2 separate regions of the Homo sapiens genome follow, and region 1 is linked to region 2. A link is a loop called in an ENCODE intact Hi-C map of the cell type or tissue named here. Cell type or tissue: ascending aorta. All regions are shown on one strand.

The links. Peaks named below come from ENCODE experiments on the same cell type or tissue, not always from the same donor. Only the 100,000 strongest peaks of a DNase experiment are listed, where the experiment ranks them.
Region 1: it touches region 2 in a loop (2.7-fold over the local background); 1 of 110 quality-filtered maps calls a loop at or near these places.

The regions. Positions count from the first base shown.
Region 1 is chrX:9,412,310-9,420,309 of GRCh38, reverse strand. It overlaps LOC107985634 (a long non-coding RNA gene), which reads left to right. Exons shown (of 4, transcript XR_001755795.1): 3 at 5,569-5,763; 4 at 5,852-8,000. It also overlaps the pseudogene LOC442443. Among named protein-coding and RNA genes, the nearest start is that of TBL1X, 49 kb to the left of the region's middle. RefSeq lists a silencer at 5,650-5,855. In ascending aorta, no CTCF peak of the experiment used is centred here; a DNase peak (open chromatin) is centred at 3,189; H3K4me3 peaks cover 639 bases; H3K27ac peaks cover 1,694 bases.
Region 2 is chrX:8,911,040-8,919,039 of GRCh38, reverse strand. No RefSeq gene overlaps it. Among named protein-coding and RNA genes, the nearest start is that of LINC03114, 12 kb to the left of the region's middle. In ascending aorta, no CTCF peak of the experiment used is centred here; DNase peaks (open chromatin) are centred at 4,819 and 5,219; H3K4me3 peaks cover 830 bases; H3K27ac peaks cover 1,800 bases.

The DNA.
Region 1 (8,000 bases), 500 kb before region 2:
GAGAGAGAGAGAGAGTCCTTGATGTCTTCAGCGACATGGGAAAGAGACAAGGTGTGCCCTGTATTCCTCTCTCCTCACCCTCTGTCTCTCCAATCCCTCTCCCTGCCTGAGCCCAGTTCCCCACGCCTGAGGCCCACTGAGGCAAGGTCTCGTCTCTGCTGGCTGTAAGCCAGTCTTCTTCTTATTTATTTATTTTTGTAGAGACAGGGTCTCACTATATTGCCCACGCTGGTCTCATACTCTAAGCGCTCAAGCAGTCCTCCCGCCTCGGCCTCCCAAAGTGCTGGGATTACAGGCATGTGCCACTGCACCTGGCCCACCAGTTTTCTTTTTGCACGTTGCTCAATAAAGGCTGAAGCGTCGCCCCTTCCAGGAATTGTTGGTTCTTTAGCAGGAAATGTTGAAACCCTAAGAAATCCTGCAGGATTCCAAGAATCTCAGGCCATGCCCTGGGGACCTGAGAAATCCTCGGCAGTGACATGACCTGGTGTGACCGACACCTGCTGGGAAGGTTGGCGGGCTGCAGTCCTTAAGTCCCTCTTCTGCACTCGAGCACTTGAGCACCAGGACTCTTGTGGCTTTAGGTGTGACAAGGTGTGTGGGAACCCCAAATGCCCATGGCGTTCAGAAGCCGTGGCCTCACCAGGAGGACCTCTGGTCCCAGAGGGGGACTTTAGCAATGACGGCATAGGAGGCATGATTCTGGAAAGATTCTGGAGGGACACAGCACAAGCACAAGCACAGAGATTAAATGCCAATGAGGACCACTGTGGGCACCCCAGAGCACCAGGGATGGACAGAAGGCTGTAGAACTACACAGTCATGTAGCGGCTGTCGGCTCCAGTGGCTGTGGAGCTCTGAGCACATGACAGGTCCACACTGAGACGTGCTGAGAGTGTGAAATACACTCATGATAACAAAGGCACAGTAAAATGTCTCACCGAAAATTTTCATATTGATTGCAGCTTGAAATGATAGCATTTTTAAATATACTGGATTAAATAAAATACATTATTAAAACGAATTCCACTTCTTTCTTTTTACCATTTAAATTATGTCTATTAGAAAATTGAGGATGGGGCCGGGCGCGGTGACTCACGCCTGTAATCCCAGCACTTTGGGAGGCCGAGGCGGGCAGATCACAAGGTCAGGAGATCGAGACCATCCTGGCTAACATGGTGAAACCCCGTCTCTACTAAAAAATACAAAAAATTAGCCGGGCGTGGTGGCAGGCGCCTGTAGTCCCAGCTACTCAGGAGGCTGAGGCAGGAGAATGGCGTGAACCCGGGAGGCAGAGCTTTCAGTGAGCCTAGATCGTGCCACTGCACTCCAGCCTGGGCGACAAAGCGAGACTCAGTCTCCAAAAAAAAAAAAAAAAAAGAAAGAAAGAAAGAAAAATTGAGGACAGGTGCGGTGGCTCACGTCTGTAATCCCAGCACTTTGGGAGGCTGATCGGAAAGTATCACTTAAGCCCAGGAATTTCAGACCAGCCTGGGCAACAAAAAAAAAATTGTTTTTTAATTAGCTAGATGTGGCGGCATGCACCTGCAGTCCCCACTACCCAGGAGACTGAGGTGGGAGGATCACTTGAACCCAGGATGTGGAGGCTGCAGTGAGCCGTGATCGCATCACTGCACTCCAGCCTGGATGACAGAGTGAGATCCTGCTTCACACACACACCCAAAGAAAAAATAAGTTGGGGAAACGTGGAAATGAAAGAAAAATTTTAAGTTAAAAAAAAAAAGAAAGAAAATTGCGATTGACTTTGGTCAGCACTAGGCTAAAAGTTTCTACAGAGGCAAACAGGCCACACCTGACAGTTCAAAGGCGGCAGGTTCCTTAGGGCTAATACTGCGGGGGAAGTGGAGCAATGGTAAATTTCTGAGGAGGGTGCAGTGCAGAGAGCACTCACTCGGGCAGAGTGATGAGGGCAAAGTTAACAGGTTGTTAAATGTGCAAGGATGAAAAATATATCTCTCCTGTACACGTCTCTGTAGGAGCTACTAGGGAATGTATTTCAGCAACACAAAATAGTAAACCAGGAAGGGAGGAAGACAAGGAAACCAGGAGACAAGGTCCCATGCTGGAAAGAGGTTGGGGTATTTTAGGACACTAGCCGTGTGCTGGGTTTAAAGCTAAACTGGTATATTGCAGAGCAGGAGGACACATGGCTCTCAGTGGCAGTGTTTGGGTGGAGACATGGGCGAGTTAGGTTATTTAATGTGTGTGAGCATTTGGGGAAAGCATTTGGAAAAAAATCAGAGAACATCTCTAGAAAACTAAGCAATTACATGAGACAGTTATTAATCCCAGAAAATACTCAGAGTTGTACAAGAAAGGAAATGCAGTCATAGTTTGCCACGTGGATCAACAGAGAGCATATTAAGCTATAATAACAGAAAGACTGTATTAGGGGCCAGGTGTGGTGGGTCATGCCTGTAATCCTAGTGCTTTGGGAGGCCTAGGTGGGAGGATTGCTTGAGGCCAGGAGTTCAAGACCAGATTGGGCAACAAAGTGAGACCCCTTCTCTATAAAGTTTTAAAAATTAGCTGAGTTTGGTGGAGTGTGTCTTTAGTCCTAGCTACTTGGGAGGCTGAGGTGGGAGGATCACTTGGGCCCAGGAGGTTGAAGCTGCAGCGAGCCGTGATTGTGCCACTGTACTTCAGCCTGGGCAGTGAAGTGAGACCCTGTCTTTAAAAAAAAAAAAAAAGACGATTAATTTTTTTTTTAACTCATAGTATCCAAATTGAGGGGATGGGTCAAGGCAAACTGGGGTAGTTAGGCCAGAAAAACCCTCCAGTATCATAACAGAAGTTGATAAAAATGACTAAAATTAATAAATTGAGAAATAACAGTATATGAAAATTATTTAGAAATATAGAGGAAAATTCTAGAAGGAACAGAATGGAGTGGAAAGTTGTTGCTCCTGGGGTGGAGGATGGGGGTGAAGAAAGATGGAACAAGGATTGCTAGTACCTCAGATTCAATTATGTACATGCTTTAGTTGGATTTAATAATAATTATTTTTTAAAGCACATGGCAATTTCTCACCCCATGAGCTTCTTTGGTGACATTTCAATTCAATTCTGGTGACATTTCAATGGGGTAATGCATTTTCTGTGAGTCACTTGCTACACCCAGTCCTGCCCTCTCTGCTGAGGGGCTGATGCCAAGTACCCACCCCTTACCACGGAGCCAGCAAGCTGTGCCTTGCCCTCAGGGCCCCCATGCACGTCGCCTTGCAATCTTTCTCCTGTCATTCTACAGCTATTCAGGCCACTGTAGATTATTTTAGAGACAGTGGATAAGACGCTAATGAATACTTGGAGTAGCATTTGTTGAAAATGAAATGCTGGCATGCATATTTTAACAGTAATCAGTTTGGATCAGCAAATAAACACAGAGATGGGGAAGACATGCAAGGGGACCTCTTCTCTCCTCTAGTGTTTCATCAACTCAAGGAAACTTGTTTTTCAAGGCAGCTATTTCTCCACCTAACTGCATCATTTTTCCCCGGCTACGTTTTCAGAGAAAGAGTTCCCCATCTTGTATTTCACAACTGACAGTATTTGCCAAGAATTCACTAGGAAAAACACAAAACATGTCTTTTCTGTATGGATGTGAGCACATGTAAAAAGCTGAGTTCTGACTGTGTGGTGGATTTTTAGAACCACCATTTTTAATGGCTAGAGTTGAGGTCTCCCATTTGTACTTTCTCTCTCTCCCCCTCTTGTCCCCTCCTTCCCTCCTCCACCTTTTCCTTTTTTTTTTTTTCTCTCTCTCTCTCTGTCTCCTTCATTTGCAAGCTCACATAACCTTGTACAATTGAATCCTTACCCTGGAGATTGTCATAGCAGAACCAATTGTGCCCTAGGGAATAAAAAGATACGAGAATTGAAACACAGTGTCAACATATGGTAGAAAAATTGTCAATAATGTTTTGAAAAAGTGGGGAGATTGGAGGCTATTACCCTGGGAGGAGGAAGCAATTGTTTAATAAATGTAAAAGTCACAGAAATGCAACAACGTCTTGTCTGGCAAATATTTCATTTGTGGGAACCACTGACTGAAGTCATTTGAAAATGTAGCAGAAGCATCCCAAACAAATTAGAGGATCAGAACTGGCCATGTCATTGCATCAAGGTAGCCAACTTCTACTGCAGAAGCATCTTTCTGAAAGAGGGACTTTTTGTCATGCCCATTGTGGAATGCTTTTTTGTGTGTGCGTGTGTAAGAAATATTAGTTTTATTTAACCAGTTTTCACAGGTGAATATTTATTATATAAAAACTTTACAGATCGTACAGTTTATGTATAGTTCAAACTAATGAACGAAAAGGTAGGTCCCACAGATGCAAAAACACTGCATGAATCAAGGTAAAGGCGGCTTTACACACGATACAGCTCTCCATGGGGCCAGGGAGGTGGTCAGTTCTAAGTATATATTTCAAAAATGTACAAAAATAAGGTTTTGATTTTATTTTGCTCATCATACATTCAATATGATTGCAAGCTCAGAAGCCTAACTAGAAATAGGGATCTGGAGTCTGGAGTCAGTACCCACTCCTGGAAGGAAGGCACGTGTCTATCAACGCAGGGCACACTTGGACACCATACTGAATTCACCATATTATATAAACATAAAAGCACAGACCAAGAACATTCAATGACGAATATAAGGTAGTTCTTTTTTGTTTGGAAAGGAGATTTTGCATTTAATAGTGTACCGAAATAATTTTAATTTATTAAATAAAATGTATTCTAAGTGAACCTAAAAATTACACTATGTAAACATAAAAATACTTTATTGTGGTGTAATACATCAATCATATCTGCAAAACGAAAACCAAAACTGTATATAAAGTAGCATTTCTCACCCAGCAACAAGAAGCACTCATATAGTTATATTTCAAAAGGGTCAAAAAACTATTTAAAACCCGCCAAAGACTAACTTGTAACCTAGATATTCAAACTTAAGCTATTCAGTGCTTCACTAATACTGCAAAGAAAGCTTTCTTCTAGAGACATTGCTTTGCTTATAGTAACTGGGTAAGAACTGGATGTATTTTAAAAGGAAGGGGAAACCAACTGATATCTCAGCATGAATCTTAAACATATGTCTGGTTTAGGAGTATGCTCCTCAGTGAATGTTTCATCAGAAGTATTTGTTGTAGAAGCTAAGTCTTATTTTTGATTTGGAATTTCCCGAATCTGAGGTATCGGTACCTACTTGGAGAAAAAGCCAATGCCTCAGATGACTCTGTGTCTCTATGTAGGACAGGGGAGGTGAGGCGGGCTAATACCCCTTTAGATTCTCTGTTCTAGAAGGAAAACATGACCAAAACAAACATTATTTCAGATTTTTCTGTCACCAAAATCAATAAAACACACTTCTGGTTTTATACAGTACTAGCCAAAGACAAGAGAAATTAGAGCTTCTAAGAGCAATCCTGTGATCACCATTAAACTGTTATAGTTGTGTGTATATGACTATAAAATACTGATGCTTAGACAGAAAAGCATTGTAGTATTTCATTTTATTTTAAGTGATTTTATTTTATTTTAAAGCTACAGTACTTTCAAACTACTCGATAATACATAGCGTGGATTTTCCGAGTCCTGCTTCCACACGTGAGCTACCAGCGAGCATGACTCAGGCTGTGACAATGGATAAGGACAGCTGGAAGCAATGGTGTTCTTCTCAGCCGGAACCCGGTGCGGTCAGTGTGCAGCCTGACACTCGAAACTCATTCATCTTCCTGTGTAAGTACTTTCACATGGAGTCCAACCCTTGAGCAGAGCCCCAGATTTTCTGCAGTACTTCACATGTTCTCTCGTTGGCCTGTTCCAGATCCCTCTTCATGTTGCAGCACACCAAGGCTTTGGATTCCTTCAGCACTATTCGATTACATGAGACAAGCTTCTTGATCTGAGCCACCAATTTCCTGAGTGAAGGTCCAGGACTCAAACAGCTGGGAGAGAAGGCCGTTGCCAAATGCCTCCTGAGTGATCAGTTTCAACCCACTGAGCATCGTCTCGCTTGCAGCTGGTCGTCCCATGATTTCGGAAACGTAATGGTAGATCAGCTATCTGGGATCTGCTCAGAGGTAGAAGAGGGTGTTGGAAACCAAGTCTTTTCATTAGCCTAAACCATATCACAAAGAGGCAATACGGATGCTCCTAGTCGAATGGCTGGGCAGCTGACTGGTTTAGTAATAGACAGCTTAAGTTAAATGATAGCATTCACAAAGTTCCTTCCATTCAACTATGAAACAGGCCCCTACCTGGGCCCAATCTCCTCTACTCTGTACTTCAGAGGCCAGACGAGATTGGGAGCGTTCACGGTGGTATGGCTGTAGATTGTTCACGATGTTTCTGGTAGCTTTTGCCCTTTTAATGCTTGCTCTCTTTCTGTCCTCTGTCAAACGTTGTAAAACATAAATAAGGTCAAGTGCGCCACAGAAGACCCTACCTAAGGCCCTGAGCAGTACAAGGTTGTTGTACTTTCTGGAGTTCAATGATCGCATTCACGAAGTTCCTTCCATCCAATACCCTCTTCTACCTCCAGGAACATTCCAGATACCTGACCTAGCATTACATTTCCGAAATAATGGGACGATTTATCCAGAGTACTCCCGAATAAATAGCGTGAATGTTCTCGGTCCTGCTTGCAAGCATAAGCTACCAGTGAGCTTGTTTCAGGCTGTGAGAATGGATAAGGACAGCCGGAAGCAATGGTGTTCTTCTCAGCTGGAACCCGATGTGGTCAGTGTGCAGCCTGACACTCGAAACTCATTCATCTTCCTTTCTAAGTCCTTTCACATGGAGTCCAACCCTTGGGCAGAACCCCAGATTTTCTTCAGTACTTCACATGTTCTCTCGTTGGCCTGTTCCAGATCCCTCTTCATGTTGCAGCACACCAAGGCTTTGGATTCCTCCAGCACTATTCGATTACATGAGACAAGCTTCTTGATCTGAGCCACCAATTTCCTGATTGAAGGTCCAGGATCCAAACAGCTGGGAGAGAAGGCCGTTGCCAAATGCCTCCTGTGTGATCAGTTTCAACCCACTGAGCATCGTCTCGCTTGCAGCTGGTCGTCCCATGATTTCGGAAACGTAATGGTAGATCAGCTATCTGGAATCTGCCCAGAGGTAGAAGAGGGTGTTGGAAACCAAGTCTTTTCATTAGCCAAAACCATATCACAAAGAGGCAATATGGGTGCTCCTAGTCGAACGGCTGGGCTGTTGACTGCTTTAGTAATAGACAGCTTAAGTTAAATGATAGCATTCACAAAGTTCCTTCCATCCAACTATGAAACAGGCCCCTACCTGGGCCCAATCTCCTCTACTCTGTACATCAGAGGCCAGACGAGATTGGGAGCGTTCACAGTGGTATGGGTGTAGGTTGTTCACGATGTTTCTGGTAGCTTTTGCCCTTTTAATGCTTGTTCTCTTTCTGTCCTCTGACAAACGTTGTAAAACATAAATAAGGTCAAGTGCACCACAGAAGACCCTACCTAAGGCCCTGAGCAGTACAAGGTTGGTGTACTTTCTGGAGTTCAATGATCGCATTCATGAAGTTCCTTCCATCCAATACCCTCTTCTACCTCCAGGAAGATTCCAGATACCTGACCTAGCATTACATTTCCGAAATAATGGGACGATTTATCCAGAGTACTCCCGAATAAATAGCGTGAATGTTCCTAGTCCTGCTTGGAAGCATAAGCTACCAGTGAGCTTGTCTCAGGCTGTGAGAATGGATAAGGACAGGTGGAAGCAATGGTGTTCTTCTCAGCCGGAACCCCGTGTGGTCAGTGTGCAGCCTGACACTCGAAACTCGTTCATCTTCCTTTCTAAGTCCTTTCACATGGAGTCCAACCCTCGGGCAGAACCCCAGATTTTCTTCAGTACTTCACATGTTCTCTCGTTGGCCTGTTCCAGATCCCTCTTCATGTTGCAGCACACCAAGGCTTTGGATTCCTCCAGCAATATTCGATTAC
Region 2 (8,000 bases):
TGCTGCTAGGGGCTTTCTCCCTTGGGACTCAGCCTCTCGTCACAGGGAGCAGCTGAGGCTGCTAGCTCAGGGTTTCTCAGCCTCAGCAGTAGTGACATTTGGGGCCAGATAATTCTTTGGTGTGTGTGTGTGTGTGTGTGTGGTGGGGACTGTCCTTTGTGTCACTAGGTGTTGAGCAGCATCCTTGGCCTCCGCACACTAGATGCCAGTAGCATCTCCCTTCACCCAGTTGTGACAACCAAAAGTAACTCCAAGATTGCCAAATGTCCCCTGCAGGGAAGCATTACCCCCAGGTGAGAACCCTGTCCTTACATAGCATACACGCACTGACTAAAATAACTAGACACCCAAAACGCAGAAGCGCTAAGAAAGCAAACTGAAAAACATATACCCATAGAAGCATAATGACAGAAAGAGATGGCCCAAAAATGTAAACATAATGAATAAGCTCAATGAGTGTGGCAATATAAACACAAAATTGTAAGTCATGCAAATGAGCCAAGTAGAAATATGTAGTTATGAATTCATAATACTTCAAATAATGCACACAAGTGTTTGGCTGAGCTGCAGAATGAATCCTGCTGAAGAACGAATGGGTGGGCTGCGAGGTAGGTGCCAAAGTAGCTTGATCCTTACACTTCTCATTTCTTTTACTTTCTTTATAGTAAGGTATAGGACTTCTTGTACTACCTATAAAATGCCACGAAAAACTAAAAAGAAAAGAATTATAATAGAAATGTCAAGGATGTGGGGAATACAAATGTAACTAGCAACAAATAGAGGAGACCCAGAAAGTCTGAGAAAAATTGGAAGGGAGACATTGTTTGAAAAAAAATAATGAAGAAAAGTCTCCATTATTTTAAAAAAAGAAAGAAAAGAAAGGGATCTTAGGTCTTAGATGGAAATGATTCAGAGCTCCCAACATGATAAATAAATAAAAACTTCACACCTAGGCATATTATAGCTGTCTTAGTGCATTTTCTGTTGCTTATAACAGAATATCTGAAACTGGGTAATTTATAAAGAAAAGAGATTTCTCTCTTATAGTTATGGAGGCTGAGAAGTCCAAGGTCAAGAGGCCACATCTGGTGAGAGCCTTCTTCCTGGTGGGGACTCTCTGCAAAGTCCTGAGCTGGCACAGGGCATTGCATGGAGATGGGGCTGAGTATGTGCACTTGCTAGCTCAGGTCTCTCTTTCTATTCTTATGGAGCCACCAGTCCCCATGATAACCCATTAATCCATCAGCCTATTAATCTGATAATCCGTGAACGGATTAACGCATTCGTGAAGGCAGAGCCCTCATGACCCAATCATCTCCTAAACGCCCCACCTCTCAATACTGCCATATTGGGAATTAAGTTTCAACATGAGCTTTGAAGGGGACATTCAAACCATAGAAAGAGTGAAAATCAAAAATGCCAAAACAAAGGGAATTTCAGAAGGTCTAGGGAGAAAGCAGCAGACTTCCAAAAAACAAGAATCAAATGGGTAACATAATTCTCAACATGAATGCTAAGCCAGGGTAATATTTTAAAATCACTTTGAACCTAAAGACTGTGTATCCAGCCAAATCGTCACTTAAATGGGAGAGTGTAATAAAAATATTTTCAGGCTTGACAGTCTTCAAAAGGTTTTCCAGACAAAAATCCACTTTCAAAATAGGCTGGGAAGAAGAGCTCAACTTCAAGAGAAGGTTGTACCAAATATAGAAGAAAGGTAGTAATCTATGTTAGGTACATTAATTATTGTCTAACAAAAACCAGGGTAAGAAAAGAAAGAAACAGGCACAGTGTATCTCAACAAATCAGAACTCAAATTCTAGGCAATACCAAACAGTGGGCAACACAGTGGGGAGATCAAAAAGATATGATAACTTACTCAAATGTGTGTCTTGATAGAAGAAAGATCTAGATTCTAAATAATTTAAGAAATCAAAGTAAATATAGATCTTAATAAAGGATGGCCATGAACAGAAGAAAAATGTATTATATTTAAATCAGCAGGAGGAGGGAAAAACCCCTTCATCTGTCTAATAGAAAGCAGGAAAGAAAAATAAAAACAAACGTAAAGTATAGCAAATGGCAAACATGAAATAAGATGGAAGAAACAAATCAATATGAAAATTTAAATATGCTATAGTCATCAATTAAAAGATGGAGGTTAAGTGACTGAATCACAAAATAAGATTCAACAATGTTTGCTGTTCTGGTAAGAAGTATGTTTATCAAAAGATAGAGAAAGCATGAAAATAGGAGAGTGTCAATTATGAACCAATGAATGCAGGAGTCACAAAATTAAACTCTGACACAATAGAATTCAAGACATAAGTATTAAAAGGCACAAAAATATGATATTATAGAAGGGAAAATACTATAAGAAGACTCAATCATTGTGAGCATATATTCAAGGAGAAATAGATTTATGAACAATAGTTGTTTGAGAAGGTAACATTCCTCTAGGAAATGGTTATATCAAACTGATAAAAAAGCAACATTGTAAAAGTTCTGAATGATATAATGATTAAGCTTGAGACATTATAGTTAGATAGACCTCTATAACCAGCTAACAATATGCGTTGCAAACTCACAGCATATGCCAAAGTAGCTTGATCTTTACACTTCTGATTTCTTTTACTTTCTTTATAGTAAGGTATAGGACTTCTTGTACTACCTAATTTCAGATGAAACAATCTTTTACCCACAAAACCCAACTAAATCAATAGGCAAAATATTATAATGAGAAAGAGTTCAACAAGGTTACTGGAAGCAATGTATGCTTACAAAAAACAGAAACAATTCTGTACACCAGGAATTTGGCTATATAGCGAAACATGGTACCATTCACAGAAGCAACAAAATCTTTCAAGTATCTTTATGTATAATGTCTATGGAGAAACACATAAAGATCTTATTAAGGACATACAAGGTAGATATTTTTTTTTTTCCTGAGGTGGGGCAATTTTAATACAGAGATGTTAATTCTTCTAATCTGTAAATTCAGTATTTCAGTTGGATTTCTTTTAGAAACTTGATGGACCTAATCTAAAATTTGTATTTAAGAATAAATTTCTATGAAAATGACAAAAATATGATTGAAATAGCAAAAAAGAGAAGACTTGCGGCCGGGCGCGGTGGCTCATGCCTGTAATCCCAGCACTTTAGGAGGCCAAGGCGGGTGGATCACGAGGTCAGGAGATCGAGACCATCCTGACTAACACGGTGAAACTCCGTACAAAAACAAAATTCGCTGGGCGTGGTGGCGGGCGCCTGTAGTCCCAGCTGCTCAGGCGGCTGAGGCAGGAGAATGGCGTGAACCCAGGAGGCGGAGGTTGCAGTGAGCGGAGATCGCACCACTGCACTCCAGCCTGGGCCGCAGAGTGAGGCTCTGTCTCAAAAAAAAAAAAAAAAAAAAAAAAAGAGAGAAGACTTGCTCCAATAGATATTAAGACACACAGAAGCCATAGTAATCAAGACAACATAGTTTTGATATAAGCACAGATATCTATGTATTTGTATTTGCATGGGACACCACAGAAAGACCCATATGAGAGCAATGCAAAAATGCATAGTGTTCAATCCAATTAAGTATAAAAATAGCCAATGACCCAAATTTTTACTCTGGGCATATAACCAAATAAATTCTTACAACAGGTCCACTAGGAGACACACATACAAGAGGATTCACCGCGGTGGTGTGTGCTCTGGCTGGGAACTGGAGACATCATTGGGAGTGGGGATGTGCAGAATGCTTGGAAACATTATCCTGCAGTCAGAAGCCACTTGCTATGTGTGTGCACTGTGTGTGCATCATGGATAGATCCAGAAAGTGTAGGGTTGACTGAAAAAGGAGTGAGAAGCAGAATGTAATCTATTACACAGAACAACTTTACCCATTATACAAGAACACATACAACAAAAATATATTATGTAGACGTGCATCTAGAGCTGAAAACCATGATATACATTTTAAATGAACATGTTCAACAAGTATACGTTAGGATGTCTGCTTTAAAGGCTAACAGGAGGCAGAATGTAAACAAAAGAGAACACACATACATGCACGCTTGGAAGCAGTATCCTGCAGTCAGCAGCCACACACTATGTATGCATCATGGATAGATCCAGAAAGCACAGTGTTGAGTGGAAAAAGAGTAAGAAGCCCAACACACACAACTGTGAGTTGCCTTATGCTGATGAGTAATGATAACGTGCCAGTATCTGTGGATTCCAAAATGAAAGAAATTCCAAAAAAGGGATTATCTCAATTGTCCAACATTTAGTTCATTTAAAAAATCTTGTGACGATAAAAACTGGAAAAAAAACTCCAAGGTACCTATTTTGACAAAGCCAGAAAGCTACAGCAAAGGTAACATTCCACCAATGTTTCCCAGGGAAGTCCTTCCTGCAAGAGCATCCGTAGATTTATATAATACAAGAAGAATGACTGGGAAGAGATTTCTAATTTCCCAGAGGAGTTGCAATTTCAGAGGATTTGAAAAGATTGGCAATTTCATTTATTTTCACCGTCTATGCCCTTCCTGGGTGGACAGAACGACTTGCACAAATCTCTGGATCTGGTAAACGCATCCTACTTGTTGAAGAAGAGAGTAGTCTACCTTTCTGTCCTGGGAAATGAGTTTACAGCTTGGACAGCTGGCTCCACTGCGCAAGCCAAAGCACCTCCTAACTTATGCAGTGGACAGCTGCAACAGAGAACCACAGAAACCGACAGCTGGGCAGCAAAAGCAATTCTGTCTGTACTGTAGGAACAAAGATGGAGAGATTAAAAAAGGCCACAGTGTGAGGCAACAGGGAAGACTTGGAGAGAGTTCAAGCTCTCTCTGGCTTCCGAGAACTCCCTCACAATCCCAGGGAGAAACCCGTATATTAGTAACATAGGGGCTTGCCAATGTCCTAAGGTTAAGCTAAAATTTCCAGGGACAATAGTTATAGGGTCAAACACACGAGAATTTAACTTGGGCTTGAAAATTATTTTTCCCTTCCTAGTTTCATAGAAAGGCCAACTCTGGCCATAGAAATTCAAAGGCAGGGAAATGTAAGCACATTTTATGAAGAAAGTTTGGAATTGGCCCGAAGGGAGTACTCAACTGAGAGAATAAAGTCCAGCTCTCTTTGGAAATAGAATCATTTCCCAATATAGGCCTGAAATGAGTCAAAGTTGCAAATAAAGCCAAGGCTAGTATGCTTGCCTGCCAGACTCAGCCTCTGTTTTGTTGCCAAATATCTTAATCCCTTCTTGGAGTTTTTGACTGCCCAGAATCCTGGTCTGTGGTTTCTCAGCATGCCCTGGATGATCTCTGGAGCCCCATTCCCCAGTGTCCAACCAAAATCCTTTTCTCAAGGCTTCTGTGGGGTCCTCCAAGTCATACAACAGAGGGACTTTGGTTTTGAATTGAAATGAACATTGGGATTCTGGATACTATTTTACATGACAAAAATACTCTGCTGTTGAAACAGTCAAGAACATAGATTACCAGAATACTTTATCAGAATACAGAAAAATCTGGTGTGGTGAACTGAGTGTGATTGACTTAAAACACTTGACCTCCAGTTCCTAGAACTCTCAAGTAAGTCGTCTAGCTGCTGTGAGACTCAATGTCTTCACTTTAAAATGCCAGCAGTGATTCCCACCATGTGCAGTGATACCCATCATGTAGCAATGATGTGGCATGCCTGGGTGGGAGCTGCCGATGTGTAGGGCTGGGCGGTAGTGGGAGTGAGCCCCCAGGGCGCAGGCACTAAAGTAGTGCCCGTAGGAGGGAAGATCATAATCAGGCTGGAGCGCCATGAGAAGGAGCTCTGGAGAACTAAACACAATGACGAAACAGACTCAAAGTCCATCTTCTTTATATTATCATCATGCACTGGCAATTCTGTACAATGGCAGTGATATAATATTCCAACTCTCAAGAGTGGACAGCTTCCATGCTATTTCCCCAACCCTCCTCCTGGTCCCTTCGTGCACAGCTGAGAGCAGCCTACCTTTCTGTCCTGGAAAATGAGTTTACAGCTTAAACAGGTGGCTCCACTGTGCACCTCCTGGCTTATACAGCAGACAAGCAGAGGGACTTTGGTTTTATCTGAAATTAACACTGGGATTTGGAATACTCGTACTGCTAAAGTTCAATGCAAAAGAGGGTTCCCCATTATCAGGGACTTTTGAAGAAAGTGGTTAACCCAGTGGAGTGATGAATAGGAGACCTGGTGGGGAGTTTCTGAGATCTCCACATTCTATGTAAGGTCAGCTCACTCCAGTCCTCAAAAGTGATGGCCAAACAGCAGTCACCGGTTGCTCTTTAAAGTACTCCAATTCTTTGTCCACACGAAGTATTTCATCCTAAACAATATGGTATGGTTGCTTACATAGCCATTAACTTTATTAAAATCAAATCATTGCTTTGTAACATGGGTTTGCACATTGATTTTTCCTTGAAAAAACTAATTACTGATGTTTATATATTTTAGCTCTTGGCCATTTTTATTAGCATTGCATCCTTAGTGAGGAAATGAAATATTTTCAATTGAGGAATGGACAACAAAGTCCTAAAAATGCATATAATTTGAAATGTAGTATTTATCAATGTAGGGAAATGTTAACCAATGAAAGACATAGTTATACATTTAAAGGTGCATTTACTTGTAGCAGGAAACAGATTGCGGTCATATTATAGGCACATTGTTTTGGGTATATTCAAATACTTTCTTTGGATGAGAGGACTGAGGAGTTTTGGGTTATAAAAACCTTGTTTATTAAGCACTGATATCCACAACCAAAGATCTTTTTAGAGGTCAATTTTGCATGTGGACATCATTGCCTATGGTAGCCAATGTCGTTGTGTGTTTTCAAAAGCTATATTCTGGCCGGGTGTGGTGGCTCACATCTGTAATCCCAGCACTTTGGGAGGAAGAGGCAGGTGAATCACCTGAGGTCAGGAGTTCGAGACCAGCCTGGGCAGCATGGTGAAACCCCGTCTCTACTAAAAAATACAAAAATTAGCCGGGCATGGTGGTGTGCGCCTGTAATCCCAGCTACTCTACTCGGGATGCTGAGGCAGGAGAATGGCTTGAAACCGGGAGGCGGAGGTTGCAGTGAGCTGAGATCGTGCCACTGCACTCCAGCGTGGGTGACAGAATGAGACTCTGTCTCAAAAAAAAAAAAAAAAAAAAATATATATATATATATGTGTGTGTGTGTGTGTGTGTGTGTGTGTGTGTATTCTGTCTTAAATATATGTCAAAAGGATCCAAAATCATTGAGACTCTGGCTATGCAGATTCTACCGTGGGTTTTGTCTAAATGTGAGCAGAGTACAACACAGTGGAAAATCCTGACAGACTCCTCTTTCTGCTCCATTGCAATGAGAAGAATTATTCTGTAGACACACCACCATCACCGCTATGACACTGGCAGTTGCTCAGCTGGGAGAGCTCACCCTGCAAGGTCCAGTGGATTTTGATAACACGCGCTATCCCAAGTTTAGGAGGAGAACAGACATGGGTTACATAATGGAGAATAATTTGGTAGAGGAAAGATACACTAAGTGCTGTAGTTGCTTTCAGAGTGACTTGAAAGGAAAGATTAAGTAGTTAAGTGTCATTATCTTTAAGTCAAATGGTAGGAGATAGAATTCAAGGATCCTAAATTGCCCCAGTCACTCATGCTGAAGTCATTTAGAACCCAAGAGCAGTGGCCTGGATACCCCGCTATCCTGATGGATGCCATCCTTTCTCTCTTTCTCTTTCTTTCTTTCTTTCTTTCTTTCTTTCTTTCTTTCTTTCTTTCTTTCTTTCTTTTCTTTTCTCCTTCCTTCCTTCCCTCCTTCCTTCCTTCTTTTCTCTCTCTCTCCCTCTTTCTTTCTTTCTTTTTTTGTGGACATGGGGTCTTACTATGTTGCCCAGGCTGGCCTTGAACTCCTAGGCTCAAGCAATCCTCCTTCCTTGGCCCCCTAAAGTGCTGGAATTACAGGCATCAGCCACTGT